Regions from separate parts of the Homo sapiens genome. Here region 1 is linked to region 2. The links are chromatin loops, found by intact Hi-C in ENCODE. Cell type or tissue: PC-3. All regions are shown on one strand. Links, peaks and the distances in the headings refer to the core of each region. The heading gives the core; the rest is flanking DNA.

Region 1 (11,257 bases), core at 1,051-9,050, 84 kb after region 2:
TCCTTAGTCATTTCTTTAGGGCTTATCATATGTTAACTTATCAGAAACTGAATTCCATTGAGATACAGAGACATTATTTCTATATAGTTCTATTTATTTCCCCATTTTTATGGTCTTATTATTATATATTAAATCTATAAATTCTACAAACCCAGCAATACATTGACATAATTATTATTTTATATATTTTATGTATTGGAAAGAAGCTGAGAGAAAAAGAGCAAACATATACTTATAGCTTTTGTTATATGAACCTTCTTATTTCTCATTTATGGCTCTCTTCATTTGTTTCTGTGGATTTCAGCTATCATCTGGAGTCACTTCCTTAACCCAATATGGCTTTTCTCCCACCCATCCCCTTTTGTGGTATTATTGGAAAAATAGATTACATTTCTATATACTACATGTATGACATACATTATTTACATATTGCTTTATACAATTGCTTTTTAAATCAGTTAAGAGAAGATAGGAAAAAATACATGTACACTCTCTTTCATAATTACATAATTACCTTTACCAGTGCTCTGTTTATCTTACTTATTTAGTCATTATTTGCATAGATGTGAATTACTATCTGGGATCATTTGTTTTCAGCCTGAAGAACTTTCTTTAATTTTTTTAAATTCTTTTTTTCTTTCTGCTCCTCAAATTGGGCAATCTCAGTTGACAAATCATGAAGTTCATGGGTTCTTTCTTCTGCCATTCAAATATACTAGTCAGCCCTCTATTGAACTTTACATTTCAGTTATTATAACTCTCAAATCCAGAATTTCAATTTGGTTCCTTTTTATGATTTCTATCTCTTTATTAGTAAACTCTATTTGATGTGGCATTTTCATATCTTCCTTTACTTCTTTAATCACAGTTTCCATTAGTCCTTTGAAGATATTTATAATTACAACTTTAAAGTCCTTGTCTGTTACATCACATGTCTTGTTGCTCTCATGGGCAGCTTCTGTTGCCTGCTTTTTTCTGGTATATGGATTATACTTTCCTGTTTCTTTGAATGTCTTACAATTTTGTGTTGGAAATCAGAAATTTTAGATAATATGTTGTGGCAACTCTGGGTATTGGTCCCCTCTAAGTACTTACTGTTTTCTGCCTGTTTGTTTAGTGACTGGTTAGATTATTTTAGTGAAGTGTAGTTCAACCCACTCTCCCTCTCTTGCAGTATAAAACCTTTGATGCTGCTCCTCATGAGGTGCAGACTTGGGAATGACCATAGTTACCCTGGGATGACATTGGTTTGGGCAGAGCTCTCTTTTTCTCTTTCCCTGATCACATCCAGCCATTAAATTCCACTAATTACTGGCTGATTGTTCTGTTGCTTCTAACATAGGGCATAAATTGCTCCATAGACTGATCCAATCTAGTCTGGGCTCTCTTGACAGGTTAGTTACCTAGGTCAATGTTTAAAATTTGCTCTCAGGCCGGGCGCGGTGGCTCATGCCTATAATCCCAGCACTTTTGGAGGCTGAGGCAGTTGGATCGTTTGAGCTCAGGAGTTTGAGAGCAGCCTGGGAAACATGGAGAAACCCCATCTCCACAAAAAAATACAAAAATTAGCTAGGCATGGTGGCATGCACCTGTAGTCCCAGCTGCTCAGGAGGCTGAGGAGGGAGGATTGTTTGGGCCCAGGAGGTTGAGGCTGCATTAAGCTGTGATCGCGCCACTGCACTCTAGCCTAGATGACCTTGTCTCAAAAATAAAACAAAAATAAAATTTGTTCTGTCCCCAGTAGGGCTCATCACACCTGTCCTTTTCCAAGCTCCTCTCCAGCAAAGCAGTCGGCTTACAGTTTTGTCTATATCTCTGATTAATTTAGCAATCTACTCTCAACTGTCTTTTAAAACAACTTCCACTGTTTTTGAGAATGCCATTAGGCTTGAATTTCTCCACTTCCTCTTGCAAATAAAGTCAGTTCCTTTGGAAGAGATTCACGGTTCTATCTTTTATGGCCTGCTTCTCCTCCGGGGAATAATCTCTATACCTTGGCTCTCAAGCTGGGAATGGAGATAATGGCACATTATTCTCTGAGTGACATCCCTGTCATAGGAGCTGAACACTTCTGAACATAGGTAGTAACATTAGTTCTTCTCAGCTTGCCTCTCTCCATGTGGATCACACATGGATTAGAATCTATGCAAAGATGATCAGGTCCCAGTATACTCAATGTTGCCACACCTAAGGTAGAGATTCCATCCTATATACTGGAGGCTAGGATGAAGAAGCAAGCCCCCACTTCTTGGTCACCTTGTCCAGAACTTAGCCTTAGCAACAGGTAGCTGCGGGCAGGTTAAAAAATGCTGAAGTCCTGAACTTCTCTTAAAGGTAGCCCTTGGAATGGAAACTGGAGGGAGAAGGAACCCTGTGTTCTTTGCTGTACCAGTCCTAAGTGGAGTTTCCATTTCACTAAGTTTGAAGGGGAGAAGAATAGGCTGGGTCTTAGTTCAAATACCATAGACTTTTGCTATTCCCACCAATTTTAATAGATTTTCTTAAACATTTATTCCCTTGCTATACGCCTTTAGGATCATTTCTAGAGATTTTAAGTGGTTGAGTTTGCAGAGCATCTCACACTGTTATACTGAAAGTAGAATTCTGGTTGTTTTTTGATTTACTAAGGCTTGCCAGTTTATTACGCAGCATTATTGGGGCAATAGATAACTGTTGCACACTACCTAATTGTGGAACCACTAGAACCCCAGGCTCCCAGTACTTCGTGGGGAATCCAGAGTATTTCCTCTATTGGCAATTGAAACCACCATATGGATTTAGTGCATGAAAACACTTCCATGATACATAATCCAGTGGTCTGAAAAACACTTCATTATGTAATTTCCAAAAGTGACAAATTAAGTCAAGTTGAAAGAATTTTACTTATAGATAGGTGCAAAGGAAGTTTAATTCTTTAGGCAGTAAGAAATGGCATCATTCTCAGCAAACTCGCAAGAACAAAAAACCAAACACCGCATGTTCTCACTCATAGGTGGGAGTTGAACAATGAGAACACATGGACACAGGAAGGGGAATATAACACACCGGGGCCTGTCGTGGGGTAGGGGGAGGAGGGATAGCATTAGGAGATATACCTAATGTAAATGATGAGTTAATGGGTGCAGCACACCAACATGGCACATGTATACATATGTAACAAACCTGCACATTGTGCACATGTACCCTAGAACTTAAAGTATAATAAAAAAAAAAGAAAAGAAAAGAAAATTTAAAAAAAGAAATGGTCAAGCATTTACTCTATTACAGAGAAAAAGTACTCTCACAATTCAGTGGCAAGCAAACACAAGACTGAAGATCTGTCTTCAGTTAGGAGGAGCCATCACTCCATTTGAAAACATTTCATGAAAGCTAAACTTGCAGAGTGAGATCTTCCCTCAGACATTTTGCCAGAATGAGAGAGAAAGTGGAGAGTGGTTATTATCACATCTAAAAACCTCCTTACTTTAATTCCAGAGTCAGAAAGATAGTCTATCTAGTATGCTTTATTCATAATACAAACTGTGAAAGAAAAAAATAAAAACTCAGAACCCAATTCACTATCCAAAAGGAAAAAAATTAAGCTGAAGGCTGAGTCATGCAAGAAACTGTCTTTCCTTTTGTTCAGAAGCAGATAGCTAGATATTAAAGATTTAATATCCCCACAGCGGCTACACTATGTTCACCTTATCTTATGTAAAGTGAGATGAATACATAATTAACCTTTCCCCTACCTGCTCCTTTTCTCTTGCAACATGTGGATTCAGTAATGTGACTATAACCTCCTTCTTTCCCCTCCCGCCCACTTTTCCCGTTTAAATATTGAAGCCCTCAAAATCATCTTTGGAGAAAGGCACAGACCACAGACTGTTTGTGTAATTTCATGTTTTTTCTTCTGGACATTTCCTTATCTTTGGCAAAATAAACTTCTAAATTGATGGAGACCTGTCTCACACACTCTTTGGTTACAAAACAAAATGTCAAAATCACTGTATGTATTTCACTGCAAAAATTTCACTTACAATTTGTGTTCATAATAGATTAAATTAAATATTAAGTTAAATAATATATTAAGTTAAAATCATTATGTTATAATACAGAATGTACTGCACAATCTCAGCTTTAAAATGTTTACCCTTCCTTCTTCTCCTGAACCTCCATTTTCACCTCACCTTCTCCCCTTTATAGCCAGTAAATGTACTCAAGATCCTTAAAGACCCAAATAAAACATTTTTTTCATCTTTGAAGCTTTTTCTCAGTTTTCTAGGTTATTTTGTTCTCATATTTGGGCTCCAATGGTACTCTCTAAAAGATAATACACCAAAATGGTATTAGTTATCACTTCTTCATGGAAGGTCATTTGTATTTTCCTCTTTCTACTTGTCTATATTTCATAATTGTTTATATAAAACATGAATTGCTTTTGTAATAGGGAAAGAAACAATAAAATTTCCATAGAAAATGAAAATTAAATCATGCTCAATTGAGATTCACAGAGGGGCTTTATTTGTAAGCATTATGATGTGTGACCAGGTTATGTGATCACATAAGTTGATCTGGGAAAAGACAGAGCCTGGAACTACTGCGGTTCATTTCTCAAAAGACAAGGTGGCTCTAAGCCGTTTCAATCACATGTTGAAAACTGAAATAATAACTTGTCTCCCCCTCACCACCTGTCTTTCCTCCCATATATCCTATCATTAGTTGTCATTTTTTCTCCAGTTGCCCAATCAGATCTCAAAGTCATCTAATAGCCTCTCTCACTCATTATGGGCACCAACTCTCAATTCTTTCTTAGAAATATTCCCCAAACCATCCTCATTGTCAGTGTGATAGTTCAGGACCTCATTTTCGTTTGCCCAGGTATTTGCCACGACCTCCTGCTGGTTTCTCTGGTCCATTCTCATCCTTTTCCAGGTTATTTTCTCACTATTACTGGGTTCTTTTTGGTTTTGATTTGAATTTTCAAAAATGTGATTGCACTAGTGAAATAAAGAGACTGACTCCATTTTTTAAATGTTTGATTTCTGATAGCTGTAAAGCCACACTCCGTTTTCTTCTTCTATCCTACAAGTGATCAAGCTAACAATAAAGTCTAGGTGTTCTCTCCTTTGGTGCCAGTGGAAAATTCAAACCGCCACCAACCCCTTCCTGTGCATGGGAACCACCCTGGCCTTACTCACTAACCACCATAAAACTTCAAGCCATTTTTACTGCTTGTGAGTCACCCTACTCTTCCTAGAAAGCCTTATTATGTGAGTAAGAAATCTTCATACCCTCTTCGTGTGTGTGTGTGTGTGTGTGTGTGTGTGTGTGTGTGTGTGTGTGTGATCATTGGTCCCCATACCGAAATCAAATTTGGGTGGTTGTTCATCCTGTATCTTTAAGGTGGACACAACAGTATTTCCCTAACATTCAGTCCCTTCTACCCCACAAAGTAGAGTACAGAATACATCTCATATGACTCTTCACCATTTCTCCCTATCCTACCTCCCTTGCATTATTCCTCATTTCCTCCTCCCCACACAAACCAATATTTAACCCCCTGACCATTCATTTCCAGAACATTCTATGCTCTGTCACAATTGCTGAGTGTATATCTCCTGTTTCCTTTACCTGGAACGCCTTTCATACTTCCACTTCCCTCTTCCCTTTCCTACCCCCAAGCCACCTTCTTTCTCCTTGATGTCTACAAAATGTTTTTTTTCCATCCCTAGTACTGAGTAGGATGGCTTCTCCTCCTAAAGTCTCCACTAATTTCTCTAGGCAGATATTTTCTCTTCTTTTCCTGGCCTATAACAATATTGAAATCATTGTTCTTGCATGCTTACAGGTCTCTCTCCCTCTGCAAGAATCTGAGCTTTTCGATGGTAGGGACCTTCCTTTTTTCATCTACTGTGCTTGATTTCTAGCACATTCTTATGAATATAATCAGTGCTAAATAATATTGGTTGAGTAAATAAATAATTTTTTCAAAGTAAAGTCAAATTCTTATTAAGAGTAAAGTGATGTTAGTAAACAAAAGATTGTGAGTTCTTTGAGATAGAGAAGGATTTTTCTCTTTTTTGAGGTGGAGTCTTGCTATGTTGCCCAGGTTGGAGTGCGGTGGTGCAATCTCTGCTCACTGCAAACTGCCTCCTGGGTTCAAGCGATTCTCCTGCCTTAGCCTCCCGAGTAGCTGGGACTACAGTTGTGCACCACCACACCTAGCTCTTTTTTTTTTTTTTTTTTGTATTTTTAGTAGAGACAGGGCCTCACCATGTTGGCAAGGCTGGTCGGTGATCTGCTCGCCTTGGCCTTCCAAAGTGCTGGGATTACAGGCGTGAGCCACCATGCCTGGCCAGGACTTTTCTTTATTTGTCTCTAGTGTTAGATGAAAATAAATTTTAAGAAATTGTTGCATGGCTAATAAAACAATTGTAAAATATTTAAAATCTAGCTACTAAAGGCTTTCACTTTTATGAGTGTCAAGGTGAGATGAGTTCATTATTATTCCCAGAATATACACACTTCATCGTCATGGAGTGAGATTCTTTCAGGACTCATGATGCTTCTCTGTTAAACTTGATCACCATAGAAGAAGCAATGTGGCCTCTGTGGCTTAATAATCATGAGAAAAATCAGCTAACAGAAGTGAAAATGACTCATGTGTCTCATTCTCCCCTCCCATGAAAACAAATTTGGAAAATTATGGGTCACAGTGTTTTCTTCTGTTTTCCCTAGTCTGCTTATGCAAGAGTTAAGAAAACCTTCTCACCATGTGATGGTAAATATTTACATCTTTTCTTGATAACAGTTGAAGTCTGTAGTCACTAACTTTATCTAAGAACATGCCATTTGCAACATTTTGTCAACTTAGATGACACCCTTAAAGATAAGCATATTCCAACAAGAAAAATTGTATCTTGGATCACATTTCATTCAGTTATTCAACAAATGTTAACTGAGCATCTATTATGCATCTCTATCACAGCACTGAATCCACTGTATCCTGCTTATCTATTTACAGGTTTCTCACCCCCTGCAAGTTTTTGAGCTTTGGAGGGCAGAGGCCACTCTACTTTTATATAGTACCCACTACTATGCACTGAGTTGGCACATTCATCCAGTGCTGACGAAGATTTAGTTTCATGACCTTATAAAATGTACCGATATCTAAAGCCTGGAAATCCTGAAAACAACAGGATTATATAAATATAAACTTATATATTGAGGTTCACATCCTAAGTATGTATAAGAAAGAGAACCAGCTTAAGAGTATTCTACTTCATATGAAAATATACGAGCAAATGTTTTCGTAGTCCGAAGTCTCAGTGAGATGTGCTAATAGGTTTATACAATTGCTAAGAAAAACACAAAAGGTCAAATTCCTGACTGCTTCCACAGCTTCTATACTCCACCCACTCTGTGACCATGGGAGGATTGGTGCCATGATAAATCCATGGACACCAACTTTCATCAGGTTCAAAAGCCTGCATGGCAATCATGGCAACCAATATACATGTTCCCTAGAGGATCCCTTTGCCCACTCCTAACTAGTATATATTTTTTAACCTCATCACTCTCTTCAAACCATGTTTTTCCTCATTTTCTATCTCATTATTGAAGGTGCTGTCAATGCTTTCAAATATTTCCTCAGTCCCTGCTGCTCCAGTACATGCTGACTTCACCCTACTGTAAACACCCATACCTCTCAACTAAAATCTTTTATCTCAGCTGGCCTGGGGAGGACTGGAAGTCGTGGAAAGCTAATGTCCCTGGGAGGAGCTCTCAGCCAATGACAGGTGGAAGATGGAGAAGAAATATTCCAGTTCCCTTGCTTCTAAAATGGAGTAATTCTGATGTATGTTCTGCTCTGTTTCCCAGCATTTCCCAGCAAGACTGAGCCACAGTTGGCCAAAGCGGAAACCTGCTACATAGTACACATTTTATTGGCTTACTTCTCCTACCTGTCTAACTTCCTAAATAAATCTAATGGTGATTTTTGGAAGTAACACCCAAATAAACTATGTTCACGCAAACCCTGTCTCAGTATTAACTTCTGAGGGTACAATGCTAAGACATTCTCTTTCAGCAAAAGCACTAACCTTCTATTACACAGAAAGAACAATGACCCCACCCCTATCCCAGGGATGATCTATAACCCTGGTGATCCAGTTACAAACTTAATTAAATCCACACACATACTTCCCTTCTGCCCTTCACCTTCAGTGGAAGAGTTGCCTATTCTTTTACTTAAGAATAACCCAACAATCTGTTATCTGGATTCATTAGTCTTGAAACTTTTTGTAACATTTTATTTTGAAGTGATTTCAGATTTATAGAAAATCTGCAAAATTGCAAATAGTTCTCATATTCAAACAGGACTCCCAAATGTTAACACTTTACCACATTTGCTTCATCATTCTGTTTCTCATTGTTTTATAAAATTATTGTTGTAGTAAAAATCACTTAACATAAATTTGCCATTTTAAAGTGCACAATTCTGTGGCCTTTAGTACATTTACAATATTGTACAACCATCACTACTACCTAAGTCTAGGACCTTTTCATCATCCCAAAAGGAAGCTCACTACCCAAACAATCATTTCCCATACCTACCTTCACCCAGCCCATGGCAACCATTAGTTTTGTTTCTCTCTATTTACCTACTGAGAATATTTCATATATATAAAGTCATATAATATGTGATTTTTCTTGACTGGCTTTATTCACTTACGATAATGTTTTCAAGGTTCATTCATGTTGCAGTACGTATCAGCACTCCATTCCTTTTTATGACAGAATATATTTCATTGTATGGATGGTAACACATTTTGTTATCCATTCATTAGCTGATAGACATTTATTTAGCAAATTTTCAGTCTACAATACAGTATTATTAACTATAGTTGCCATACTGTACATTATATCTCTAGACTTATAAATCCTATATAACTGCAACTTTGTACCATTTGGCCAACATCTCCCTGTTTCTCCTACCCACCAACCCCTGGTAGCTACCATTTTACTCTGTTTCTATGTATTTGACTTGTTTAGATTCTACATATAAGTGAAATTATTCAGTATTCTTCTTGCTGTTTTTGGCTTATTTCACTTAGCATGGTGTCCTTATTTTTAAGTCTTTAAACAAGCACAATTGGGTGGATCACCTGAGTTCAGGAGTTCAAGAGCAGCCTGGCCAACTTGGTGAAACCTTATCTCTACTACAAATATTTTTTAAAAAAAAATAGCCAGCCATGGTGGTGGGTGCCTGTAATCCCAGCTACTCGGGAGGCTGAGGCAGGAGAATCACTTGAACCCGGGAGGCAGAGGTTGCAGTGAGCCGAGATCGCACCACTTGCACTCCAGCCTGGGCGACTGGGGGAGACTCTGTCTCAAGAAAAAAAAAAAGTGTTTTATATTGCTCCTCTGGTACTAGCAAGCTGCACCAGGTATGTGGGTTGCTGTTTTTATGATACTCACCACTGAGCTGGTGGGAGTGGGGAATGGGAAGTGAGGAGTTAAATCATCAGAGTTCTCTTAACAAACTTCAGCAGCTTCTTTCATTAAACATTCCCCTAGTCATTGTAAGTTTGGGATTATATTCTAGAGTTCTGAAAAAGTTGATTCTGACCACTTTTGCTTAATTTTTCTTTTAGTGGAAGAACAGGGTTTTGGAGTGCGCTACTCCAATAATTTGGTGACCTTTTCTGATGATGCATTTGAGGACTACGCTCTGATTTTTTTTCTTACCCAAATTCCTACCTAAGGGGTCGAGGGAGTCATGCCCTACAAACCATAAATTCTCATCAGATGAGCTTTATTTGACCCTATGTATTGTGACTTACTTTTCAATCTGACTCTGGCATAACATTATGAGACAATGAAAAAAATATTTAACCCCAAAATATATTTCCTTGCCAGACCTTGAAATTCCCCTGCAAAGTCTATTGTGAGAAAAACCCACATTCTATAGAGAAGCCCCTTCCCCCTTTGTTTTCCTTCCTTTCTTTCTCGATCCAGGAGATAATCAACTAAGAGCAAGGCAACCTTTTAAGTGCAATAGGAAACAATTTACAACATGCTGTCTCTGAAGTCTGCTATCTGAGAGATTCCTCTGCACAATAAAACTTGGTCTCCACAATACTTTATCTTTAACCTGAACATTCCTTTCTATGGATCCCAGGTCTTTAGACAAACTCAACCAATTGTCAACCAGAAAATGTTTAAATTTACCTATAGCCTGGAAGCCCCCGCTTCGAGTTGTCCCGCTTTTCTGAACCAAACCAATGTATTTCTTAAATGTATTTGACTGATGTCTCGTGCCTTCCTAAAATATGTAAAACCAAGCTGTACCCCAAAGACCTGGGGCACATGTTCTCAGGAGCTCCTGAGGGTTGTGTCACGGGCCATGGTCACTCATATTTGGCTCAGAATAAATCTCTTAAAATATTTTACAGAGTTTGACTCTTTTCGTCAACAATAATCTGGCTCCCAAAACATATGGGGCCTCAGAGAAGACTCAGGACCCCGAAGGAGTTGCCCGAAACCGGAGCTAACGTATCAGCAGGGGTCCATTGAAGCCCCACCGCGTTGGAGCTTCTCCTCCAGTGGAACTGGTGAGTCCTCTGAGTCCTGGACCTCCCTTTGGTTGATGGTCCTTGATTTATTCTGAGTTGGTTTTCTCCTAGGAAGTTGTTGTTTAAGGATCCTAATTCTAGTTCAGAGATGCATTCTAAAGGGAATTCTCTATTGCTTTTTCTACTAAAATTTATCCTATTCCGGTTTGTCTGTGTGCATTTGTGTGAGGAACTGAGCTGTTGTTTTCCTAGATAAATGAGAGACTGAGTTTTTCATCTCTGAAGAGAAAGGGCATTTGCTCCTCCCAGCTGAAAGGTGCCCTTGGGTGACCGGGAGCCTCATGGGAGTGTCTGGGGGGTTGACTCCCCGAGATGTGCAGCGGCCCTGCAGGGAAATCCCCAACAAAAATCAATTTTAAAAAATGGCTCGTCCAGGAAACGCATAGAATTGCTCATTACCCAGCGTTTTGAGCCCTTTCAGAGGTCATAGACCTCTGGAGAGAGAAACTGAGACACGTAAGAGGGCAGAAACACTCAGTGGTGACAAACTGTAGAGTCCTGCCCGCAAACAGCACACATGGATCCCACAAACAGCACACGTGGATCCACCACACAAGAACCTAGGGCACAGCTCAGTTCCTCCTTTAAGAAAAAAAAAAAAGCCGGAATAAAGATAAAACAAGGAGAATGACCCCCTT
Region 2 (11,257 bases), core at 1,251-9,250:
TACCAATTTACAGACAAGGAAACTAAAGCTCACATAGGTTAAACAATTTGCCCAAAGTTATAAAGGTATTATGTCAGAGACAGGATTTGTATTGAAATCCCACATGCTTTATACTTGGAAAAATTGTCTGAAGAGAACTCATACTTGTCAACTATAACAGGGCTTTGAGGAAGGGTGAAAACCTGTAGAGTCCAAGGAATAACAAACATAGCATTGCATATGATTGGCTGTGATTGTGGGGTGTGTGTGTGCGTGTGCATGTTTGTGTGTTGAGGGTGGAGTGGTAAGAATACAGAAGGGGTAAAAGACAAAAGAAAATAAAAATCCCACCCACTATAAAATTTATATCCCTCTCTGTCATGTCAATCTAGTATTTGAAAAACACAAGACTTGACATAGACTTTATGCACTGTAAGTCATACTCTGAAGAATGGGCCTGATTAAAATCACAGTGGGCTATACTTATTTGTGAATAATGATTACTGACAGTTCAGGGTTTGTTTTGTCCTGGTTTTCTTTAACACTAAACCTCTGGGACTTTTCAAGCCTTCACTTGGAAGCTTATATGAATGTAAAGTCAAATTAAATTATCTATAGTTTTACAGGGGAAAATAGGTAATCTTATCTTAAAAAAGAATAATGACCAAAAGATTCATTTTGCTCCTTTATTTTCTATTAACTGCTGGAGACATCTGCAACAAGATATGCTTATTAGATACTCTGAGATAAGATATTAGTTCCTTTCTATTATTCATAAGGAAACTAATTCAATTTTTTTATACATTTATTAATTACACAGCATTTTTTTTTGAGACAGAATCTCACTCTGTCACCCAGGCTGGAGTGCAGTGGCATGCTCTCAGCTCATTGCAACCTCCACCTTCTAGGTTCAAGCGATTCTCCCGCCTCAGCCTCCCGAGTAGCTGGGACTACAGGCATGCCCCATCACACCCGGCTAATTTTTGTATTTTTAATAGAGATGGGTTTTCACCATGTTGGCCAGGCTGATCTCAAACTCCTGACCTCAAGTGATCCGCCCACCTCTGCCTCCCAAAGTGTTGGGATTACAGGTGTGAGCCACCACGCCCGGCCTACACAGCAAATATTTATTGCATTTCTACTATGTGTCATGCCCCGGGCTAAGGCTAAGAATACAGAGGTGAAGAAGACAAACAAGGACCTTGGCCATATGAAGATGCTGGTGTACATTTATTCCTTTCTTCCTTTCCAAGCAGGAAAAGTGAAAAGAAACCCCTAGACACATTATGGTGAAACTATAGAGCACTACAGACAAAGGGAACATCTTAAAAGTAGCCAGGAAGGCAAAAGGAAACCTACAAAAGAACCACAATTAGCATGACAGTTGATTTTTAATAGCAATGATGAAATCCAGAAACCAATGACACATCTTCAAAGTGCTGGGAGAAAATACTATCAATCTAGAATTGCATATCCACAGAAATCACTGTTCACGAATGAGGATGAAATAAAGAAATTTTCAACATAATGAAAACAGATAATTTATCACCAAATAGATTCTCACTAAAGGAACTTTTAAAGACTATACTTCAGGAGAGGTAAAATAGGTCTGAGGTATAAAAAGAAATGGTGAACAATGAAATTGATAAAATATATAAAAATCTAAACAAACATTGATTTATAAAGAAAAATGAGATGACATAAATTGTTGGATTATACAATAAGAAATGTCTAAAACAAAGGACAAAAATTATGTATCAGCCAGGAAAATAATATTTAGAGTTCAAGAATACCAAGTTTCTTTTAGCTATTGATTTGCAAAGTTAAATATAAATGTTATAATTTCCAGGGTAACCACTGAAAATGAAAAAAGCATATAATACGAATACCAGTAGAAAGGATAACATGGGATGAGAAAAATACACTTTAATGAATCTACAGATAAAATAAATAAATGCAAATATTTCAGGAATCACAATGATAATAGAAATAAATGTAAATATTGCAGTAATCAGTGAGTACAGACTAAACTCTATAATTTAAGAAACAATATTATGAGATTAAATGTTAAAAATTACATATAGTATATATATCAGGTATATGTATATACAGCACATATGTAATGTATGTAGCATATAAGTATAACAAGTATTAAAATACATATAACATATACTATATTTTAAAATAATACATATGCCACATAAAAGAGACTCACCTTAAACATATGGACACAGAAAGGTTTAAAGTCAAATGTTGGAAAAACATGTATGCAGCTATTAACCAAAAGAAATTTGATGTAATTGTATTAATAACAGAAAAAATAGCCTTCAAAGCAAAAACATATTTAGAGATGAAGGGAAGCATAAAGAGTACCTCCAAATTAATAAGGAAAAGACCAGCACCTAAAATAAAATTGTGCAATACACATAAATACTCATATCACAGAAAAAGAACCACAAAAAGCTAATAAATATATGAAAAGCTGCTCAACCTCATACTTAAGCAGTAAAATGCAAATTGAAACTATAGGGAGATATTCCTTTATATCTATCGGTTTGGAAAAAATAAAAAATGTTCATGAAGCCAAGTGTTGGTAAGATCATGAAGTAAAGGAAACACTTATACAATGCTAGTGGGGTTTTGATTGTTACAACCACTATAAAAAAGAATTTAACATTATCTTGTCAAGCTGAAAATGCTCATACCGTTTGGTGTGCAATTTCATTCCCAGATGCACAATCTGCCGTAGTCTTCTCAAGCATTTTTGGCAGAGGTCACAATAAGAAATACATTTTATGTCACAACTCAGAAAATAAATACACACATGTATAAGTATACACATACACACACACACACACACACATATATATATGTATATCTATACTGACACTTTTTACTCCACTTTTTTTTAATGTTAGTTACTACCCACCAATGGGTCATGATCCACAGATTAAAAATCCCACCACTTGTTTTTAATGCTAGTTACTACCTACCAATAGGTCATGATCCACAGATTTAAGAATCCCACCATTGAGTGTACACACTCATACATGTTTGTCAGGCCATATGTATAAGAATGTCATGGCAGCATTTTTTGGTAAAATTATAAACTGAAACAATCTAAATGTCTGTTGACCAGAAAATAGATGCATTAAGGGAATGTAACAACAGTGTAGATGAATGTAATGTTATTCACACGAACATGGATGTATTTCACAAACATGTTGTTGAGATAAAAACATCACAAAAGAATACAGGTAGTATGATTTCCATTTCCATAATATTCAAAAATACAAAACTAGAAAACATGTTACTTAGAGACACATCCAAATGCAGTAAAACCATAAAGTAAAGCAAGGGAATGAAAAATACAAAACAAGATGTTCTAATTCTTAGACTGGGTAATGAATACACAGGGGCTATTTTTATTATTGTTTAAACTATATGTATTATAGAGTACCTTGGATATGTACTATATTTTTAGATTTAAAAATCTTTCTAGTTTATATAGCTATTAAGGTACCATACTCATAGTGAACACCTCATTCTATACAAGCGTGGAGGCACTTGTATATAATTGATAGTTGATGCAAAATAGCATGTCAAGGGACTAAAAATAGCTTCTTGCCATTCAAGAAATCTTTGGGTAAATGTAGGACTACTCCAATATGAATCTTTCCCTTGTAGCTGCACTATGAAAATTTGCTAAATTAGAAGTGATTTTGAAATGACCTATGTGGCAATTACCAATACTCACTCATCAGGCCAAAGATGACCAGATGCTCGTCCCACCTATGGACAAACATGTTGAGATTTTTGCCCATAATAATGAAAAAAAAAACTCCACATACCATGAGGAATCATGGAGAGTCTCAGTAAGAGGGCACTTGAAAGGATTTACTATAGGATTTGGGTTTATGTTAGTAATTTTCGGGAGAGTTAGATGGAGCAGGGATTTTCTCTGGATTAAGCGATGTCAGAGAATGGGGACAATTCTAACATTGGTATCTTGATAAATTTTATTTAGAAGGATGGCAGACTAATGCTAGGCTAAAGCTCTAATTGGTAAGAAAGTAGGAGGTTATTCACATTAGTCAAGAAATGGGGATGTTCGGTAATTTGCGGTTTCAACAGTCACCTTGTTTTCATCTATGCTTAGATAAGATTACAAAGTGTTCTTGTTTTGTTTACTTTATTATTGTTGTAGAATGATCTTGTGGGATTCTGGTACCCTGAGACTGCTTGATGTCCAACAGGATAACAGTATGGCCTACCTGTAAGTGCAAGACCAGCTCTTAACATCAAGGGACTAGGTTTGTCAGTGTGAGCCCAGTTTCCAGATGTCAGGGGCTGTATTTCTCTTTCTTATAACAAAGGTGTATACATCGTCTTCTGCACTCTGTGTATGTTCCATCCATCAGTATTATCTTTTTTGAAATCTATTTTACTGATAAACACTCAGTATTTTTCATCTATTTCAGTTATATTTTATCCATTGCAGTAATCATTACCAATCAATCAAAAATAAAAATATCATCAGGATCTTCCTAATTTAAAAAGACAAAGATTCTCACAAGGACATATAGCACGGTAATATGTTGCAACATAGCATGAATATAAGATCTGCCCATCAATGCCATATTAGAAGTATTTCATGTTTTGGCGGGACACAGTGGCTCACACCTATAATACCAGCACTTTGGAAGACTGAGGTGGGTGGATCACTTGAGGTCAGGAATTTGAGACCAGCCTGGCCAACTCAGTGAAACCCCATCTCTACTAAAAATACAACAAAATTAGCCGGGTGTGGTGGCACATGCCTGTAGTCCCAGCCACTTGGGAAACTGAGGCAGGAGAATCACTTGAACCTGGGAGGCAGAGGCTGTAGTGAGTCGAGATTGCGCCACTGCACTCCGGCTTGGGTGACAGAGCAAGACTCCATCTCAAAAAAAAAAGAAAAAAAGAAAAAATATTTCATGTTTTGTTCCAACTCATGTTGCTTTTATCTTTGGGGCCTTCTGAATTCAATTGGGTACTAATTAGAAAAAATGATCATTATGACTGTCTTTGTGTTGGACTGCAACTGCCTCAGCTAACATAACAATGTGGAATTTTGTAGGTATTATTAAGATAGAAAAATGAATTAACTGGCTGTGTCAAGGTCCCTTTTATCATGTTTTTTATAGAGTTTAAAAACTAGGCTTACAATAGCCAACTTGTTGGAATCAGAAGGGATTGGAGAAAATGTCAGGGCCTGCTCAGCCCATTATAACAGGTAACCTTCCTCTGTCAGTCCTTGCTGTAATCGTTTCAGTGCTAAAGCAATAAAAGCTCTTTACTTTTACCCAATCCAAAGTAAATGACAATAAAGGTCATTTACTTCCAACTGATTAGAGAGTGAGTCACCTTCTGACTCATCTCATCTCTTAGAGGTCAGGGTGGGAATTTCAATTTTATGGTCTATTAAATATAGAGACAGCTCAGTGGGGCTGCAATATTCTCTCACAATAAACAAAGAGTGTTTGCTGCCAATAAAATATTATTTATGCTTCCGTTTTGAAAACCACTCCATGAATAGCAAACAAGATACTTCCAATACTGAGATATAGTTTAAGTCTCTAATATCACACAGACTAACAGTTGCAATGTTGGAGAAGTAATGTACTCTGATTTTCAGCTTTAAAAATGAGAAGTAATTTTGATATATCAAATTAAATACTCATCATGTAAATTTCTAGCTGTCACAGAAGGATATAACTAAAAGACAAGTTGTTGTCATAGAAGGGTTAGAATCACACATTGAAAGAGCTGTTTCTTCCTTAAGACATTTTAACGCATCAAGACAGAAATTTATGAATAAAATAATAAACTCATCTTCCTCCTTATACTGTGTAACCATTGAAGATAGACCATTTTTTATTCAACTTTGTATCCTTAGTCCCTAGTATACTTAACAGGTTATCAATAAATGTGTGGGAAAGATAGATGGATGGGTTAATGAATGGATTAATTATATAGGTGGATATTTGGGTCTATTAAATTATTGTTACACCAATAAAATTAGTGCAATTGATTCAGAAGTTCTGTATCAATGCATTAACATGTCCCAAGGAAGACACGGAAGTTTTGATTTGTTATTATTTATTCTTATACCCTCTGACAACAACTTATGTTACATCTTTACGTGACAGTTAGGAATTTACTTTGTTCAGAGGGCAAATGCATTTGGCATGGCTCATTTCTTTTTAATCCCATGCTCCTGACAGAAGAAAACCACAATTGTTCTACATTTGTTCCACTTGCTTAAGCCTGATATACTTTAAGTAGAGGCCAACCATTTATTCATCCATTCAATTGTTCATTTGTTTGTTTATCCATTCATCTATCTGTTCATTTAACAAGTATTCATTGAGTACCTACTATAGACATTATTTTAGGCACTAGAACTACATCAGTGAACAGTACAGATAAAAACTCCTGCCCTTACATTCTAGTGGAGAAAGAAAAATAATAAGATAAATAAGTAAAATATAGAGCATGTAAGTATTAAGGGAAAAACCACAGGAAAGGGTTATATTAATTTGGGTAGGCTAGCTTCTAAAACAATCTCCGAATTCCACTGACTTATATTAAAAGTTAATTTCTCATTAAAATAACCTAAAGTTAATCTGATAAAATGTAGGAGAGCGGTATGAGTGACTTAGGCCTCTAGTTATCATCCGTACTAACTAGCAGATTAGTTGATGGCAAAATGTGTGAATACACAATCTCCTTGGATCTTGTATTGAAAAGTATACCTCAGTAATTACCTTGTAATGATATTTAGATAGATATATTTAGATAGTGATATTTAGAAGTTAAAGATAAAATTCTTCTCCCGGTACAGAAGCTTAAGATGACTTATAATTGATTGAAGAGTTTTTGAGTCACAGTCCCTGGTTACTGTTGTCTAAGTGAGTGAGGGCCTTGGGTGTAAAGAAGAGGGTGAACAAACATGGAATATAAATGACAAAAATAAATACTAACGATCAAATAGTATTTTATAAATTTAGAGAAATAGTTATTGAGAAATTCCCCCATAAATCCTCAGACTCCATAGTTGAGGACTAGCAAATCAGTCATTAGTTAAAATTCAATTTTCTTCTTCATTGCTCTAAAATGGAAAATCTCATCTTGGCAGAATCTGGTGGGAAAAGAGCTGTGTGAAAAAACAAGCAAACAAACAAACAAACAAAAAACCCCAAAACTTTTAAACTCATCCCAACTCTACTAACACACATCTAACTCTTAGCGTTCTTGTTTACACTATCCATAAAATATAAAACCAATTGCCTCTCTTATCTAATAGGCATGTTATGAGTCTCTGAAGGAGTATTCCCTATGAGTTTATGTGATCCAGAAACAGATCAGCCCTCATGGGGACCAAGGTCCCAATTTTGAAATTAGTTCAATCCTTGACTTGATTAAGGTAATCTTAAATATGCAAGAGCCTTATCCTAATTCCCTTTCAGAAGAAAAATGTACATTCTCAATAGAGGCATATTATACAGAGTCTCATTAAGTCCTACCATTTCTTCATATATTTTGGCCATCAATAAAAAACCACTAGGTTTACGGGAAGAAAGACATGACCAAAACCACAAGAAACAATAAACAATAGAAGTAGTCCCGTAGGGGACTCAGATAACAGATCTATAATTTATACATTTTAACATAATTCCAAATAATTACTTCAAGAAATTACAAGAAAAAAATGAGTAGGTCAGCAGACGGTTAGAAAACATAACAGAGGCAAAATGAAAATTCTAAACCTGAAAAACACAGTAACTGAAGTTAAGAATTAAATGGATGTGTTTAATAGCAAATTAGACACAAAGGCAGGATTCATGAACTGAAATATAGGTCAGACAAAATATACAAACTGAGTTTAGAGATGTAAATGGATAACAAATACAGAAGGGAGCATAAAGATATCTAAAAGATGCTGAATATTACTAAGATGCATATCTTGACTACCTGGCATAGAGGAGACAGATAATGGGGGAAAAGAAATATCTAAAGAGATATTCCCTGAGAAGTTTTCAAATATGACAAAAGATATTAATGTACAGGTTCAAGATGTTCTAGGAACATCAAAATAGATAAATACAAAGAAAATCAGACATAGGTTTGTTATAGTAACTGTTGAAAACACGACAAAAAGGGGAAAATATTAAAAACGTTTTAAAAATATTACCTTCAAAGGAACAATAATATACTGATAGCTGATTTCCTAATAAAAACACTGGAAATCAGAAGCCAATAGGATCTTCAAATTACTGAAAGTTAATAACATCCAACCTAGGATTCAATAAGCAGTGCAAACACATTTGAAAATTAAGAGTGAAATAAAGCCATGCTAAGAAAAAAATTGAGAGTATTCACCACCAGCAAAGCCACACTAAAGGAAATACTAAAGGGTACCCTTTAGGAAGAAGAAAAATTATTCTGATGGAAGCATAGAGATATAGCAAAGAATAAAGAGCAGTGGAAAGGGTAACTCTGTAGTAAATCTAAATATATAAAGCAAATATAATCAAAACTAAAAGGATAAATAAGAAATCCACAATTATTATTGAGAGAGTTTAGCATACCTTTCTCGATATCTGATTGGATATGCAGATTAAAAATCACTAAGTATATGGAAGACTTGGACAATGCAATTAACAAACATCATTGAATAGAGTTATCTAGGATACTCAAATCAGCCACTGCATAATTCCCACATTAAAATATAAAAATCAGTTTCTAATTCACAGTATGCACACAAAATAAGTTTCAGGTGGATTATAAGTTTAAAGATAAAAGGTAAGACAATAACAATTATAAAACATCACATAGGAGAATATTTTCATGATTTTGGTGTTAGGGAAAGTTTTCTTCAACAGGATTCAGAAAAAAATCCCTCTAGTAATCCAGGAAAAAATTAACAAATGGAACTACTAAAAAGTAGAGATTTCTGTTCATAAAATGATACCATTAAGACAATGGAAAGCCAAGTCAGGAGGTGAGAGAGGATATCTGCAATATAGGTAACCAACATAGCTTGTACGTAGAATATATAAAGAGCTCCTTCAAATCAGTAAAAGATTATGTTGAAATCCATATATTGTTTATTTCATCACTGTTCATCCTCCCAGATCTGGAGAAGGAAGTTTGCTGATGACAGAAAGGACTAAGAAAAATTTATTTATGTGAGATAAAGAATTGAGAATAATTGCTTAAGTAAATCAAAATAACGTATCCAAAGTAAGTAATAAAAGAACTTAAAAGATTCGTTTCTTTAAAACTGTTTATCTAAAGCAATATACAGATTCAATGCATTCTCTGTTAAGATACCAATTACATTTTTCACAGAACTGCAAAAAACAATCTTAAAATTTACATGGAACCACAAAAGACCCAGAATAGCCAAAGCTGTCCTGAGCAAAAACAAAACTAGAGGAATCACGTTACCTGATTTCAAATTATACCACAGAACTATAATTTCTATGTTTTTATGCTGTATAGCATACACAAATCAGCATGGTACTAGTATAAAAACAGATTCAAAGACCGATGGAACCGAATAAAAAATGAAGAAACATATACATACATCTACAGTGAGCTCATTTTCCACAAAGGTGCCAGAATCATACATTGGGGAAAGGAGAGTCTCTTCAACAAGTGGTGCTGGGAAAACTGGATATCCACATGCATAGAATGAAACTAGACCCATATCTCTCACCACATACAAAAATCAAATCAGAGTGGATTAAATACTTAAATCTAAGACCTCAAACTATGAAACTACTATAAGAAAACTTCGCAGAAAAATCTCTAGGACATTGGTCTGGGCAAGCACTTTTTGAGAAATACCCCACAAGCACAGGCAATCAAAGCAAACATGAACAAATAGGATCATATCAAGTTAAAAAGCTTCTGCACAGCAAAGGATACAGTCAACAAAGTGAAGAGACAACTTGCAGAATGGGAGAAAATATTTGCAAAGTACCCATCTGACAAGGGATTAATAATCAGAATATATAAGGAGCTTGAACAACTCTACAAAAAATCTAATAATCTGATTAGGAAGAAATCTAATCATCTGATTAAAATGGGCAAATGAACTGAACAGACATTTCTCAAAAGAAGACATACAAATGGCAAACACGCATATGAAAAGGTGTTCAACAACATTGATCATCAGATAAATGCATGACAAAACTACAATGAGCTATTATCTCACTCCAGTTAGAATGGCTTTTATCCAAAAGACAGGCAATAACAAATGCTGGTGAGAATGTGGAGGAAAAGGAACTCTCACACACTGTTGGTGAAAATGTAAATTAGTACAACTAGGAGAACGGTTTGGAGGTTCCTTAAACTACTAAAAATGGAGCTACCATATGATCTAACAATCCCACTCCTAGGTATATACCCAAAAGAAAAGAAATCAGTATATTGAAGAGATATCTGCACTCCCATGTTTACTGCAGCACTATTCACAATAGCCAAGATTTGGAAGCAACCTAAGTGCTCATCAACAGATAAATGGATGAAGAAAATGTGGTACATATACACAGTGGAGTACTATTCAGCTATAAAAAGGAATGAGATCCACTCATTTGCAACAACGTGGATGAAAATAGAGGCCATTATATTAAGTGAAATAAGCTAGGCACAGAAAGACAAACTTTACATGTTCTTACTTATTTGTGGGAGCTAAAAATTAAAACAATTTAACTCATGGACATAGAGAGTGGAAGGATGGTTACCAGAGGCTGGGAAGGGTAGTGGGGGTCAAGGGAAGTGGAGATGGCTAACAGGTATAAAAATAGTTAGACAGAATAAATAAGATCTAGTACTTGATAGCATAACTGGGTGACTATAGTCAATAATAATTTAATTTTACATTTAAAAATAACTAAAAGAGTATAGGTGGATTGTTTGTAACACAAAGGATAAATTCTTGAGGTAATAGATACTCCATTTACCCTGATGTAATTATTACATATTGCAAGCCTGTATCAAAATATCTCATGTACCCCATAAATATATATACCTGCTATGTATTCACAAAAATAACCCTACTTATCTCAATCCAGTATTAAAACATAGTTTGAATTGCTCTATTCAGGATCACTTTTGTGAAACAGTACAGGGAACATAACATTGGCTAAAAATGTAAGCACTGAATATAGGCGTCTTCAACAGAACGGTAGTCCTCATTTAGAGAAGATGAAAATGAAAGATCACT

Evidence for each region. Hi-C counts contacts between places; a loop is a spot of excess contacts. Peaks named below come from ENCODE experiments on the same cell type or tissue, not always from the same donor. Only the 100,000 strongest peaks of a DNase experiment are listed, where the experiment ranks them.
Region 1: it touches region 2 in a loop (12-fold over the local background); 2 of 110 quality-filtered maps call a loop at or near these places.

The regions. Positions count from the first base shown.
Region 1 is chrX:37,971,771-37,983,027 of GRCh38, reverse strand. It overlaps a transcript of SYTL5 not described here. Among named protein-coding and RNA genes, the nearest start is that of H2AP, 13 kb to the left of the region's middle. In PC-3, for the core only: no CTCF peak of the experiment used is centred there; a DNase peak (open chromatin) is centred at 5,197; H3K27ac peaks cover 486 bases.
Region 2 is chrX:38,055,653-38,066,909 of GRCh38, reverse strand. The region is part of intron 3 of SYTL5 (synaptotagmin like 5); the gene reads right to left. Among named protein-coding and RNA genes, the nearest start is that of MIR548AJ2, 37 kb to the right of the region's middle. In PC-3, for the core only: no CTCF peak of the experiment used is centred there; DNase peaks (open chromatin) are centred at 5,329 and 6,229; H3K27ac peaks cover 1,254 bases.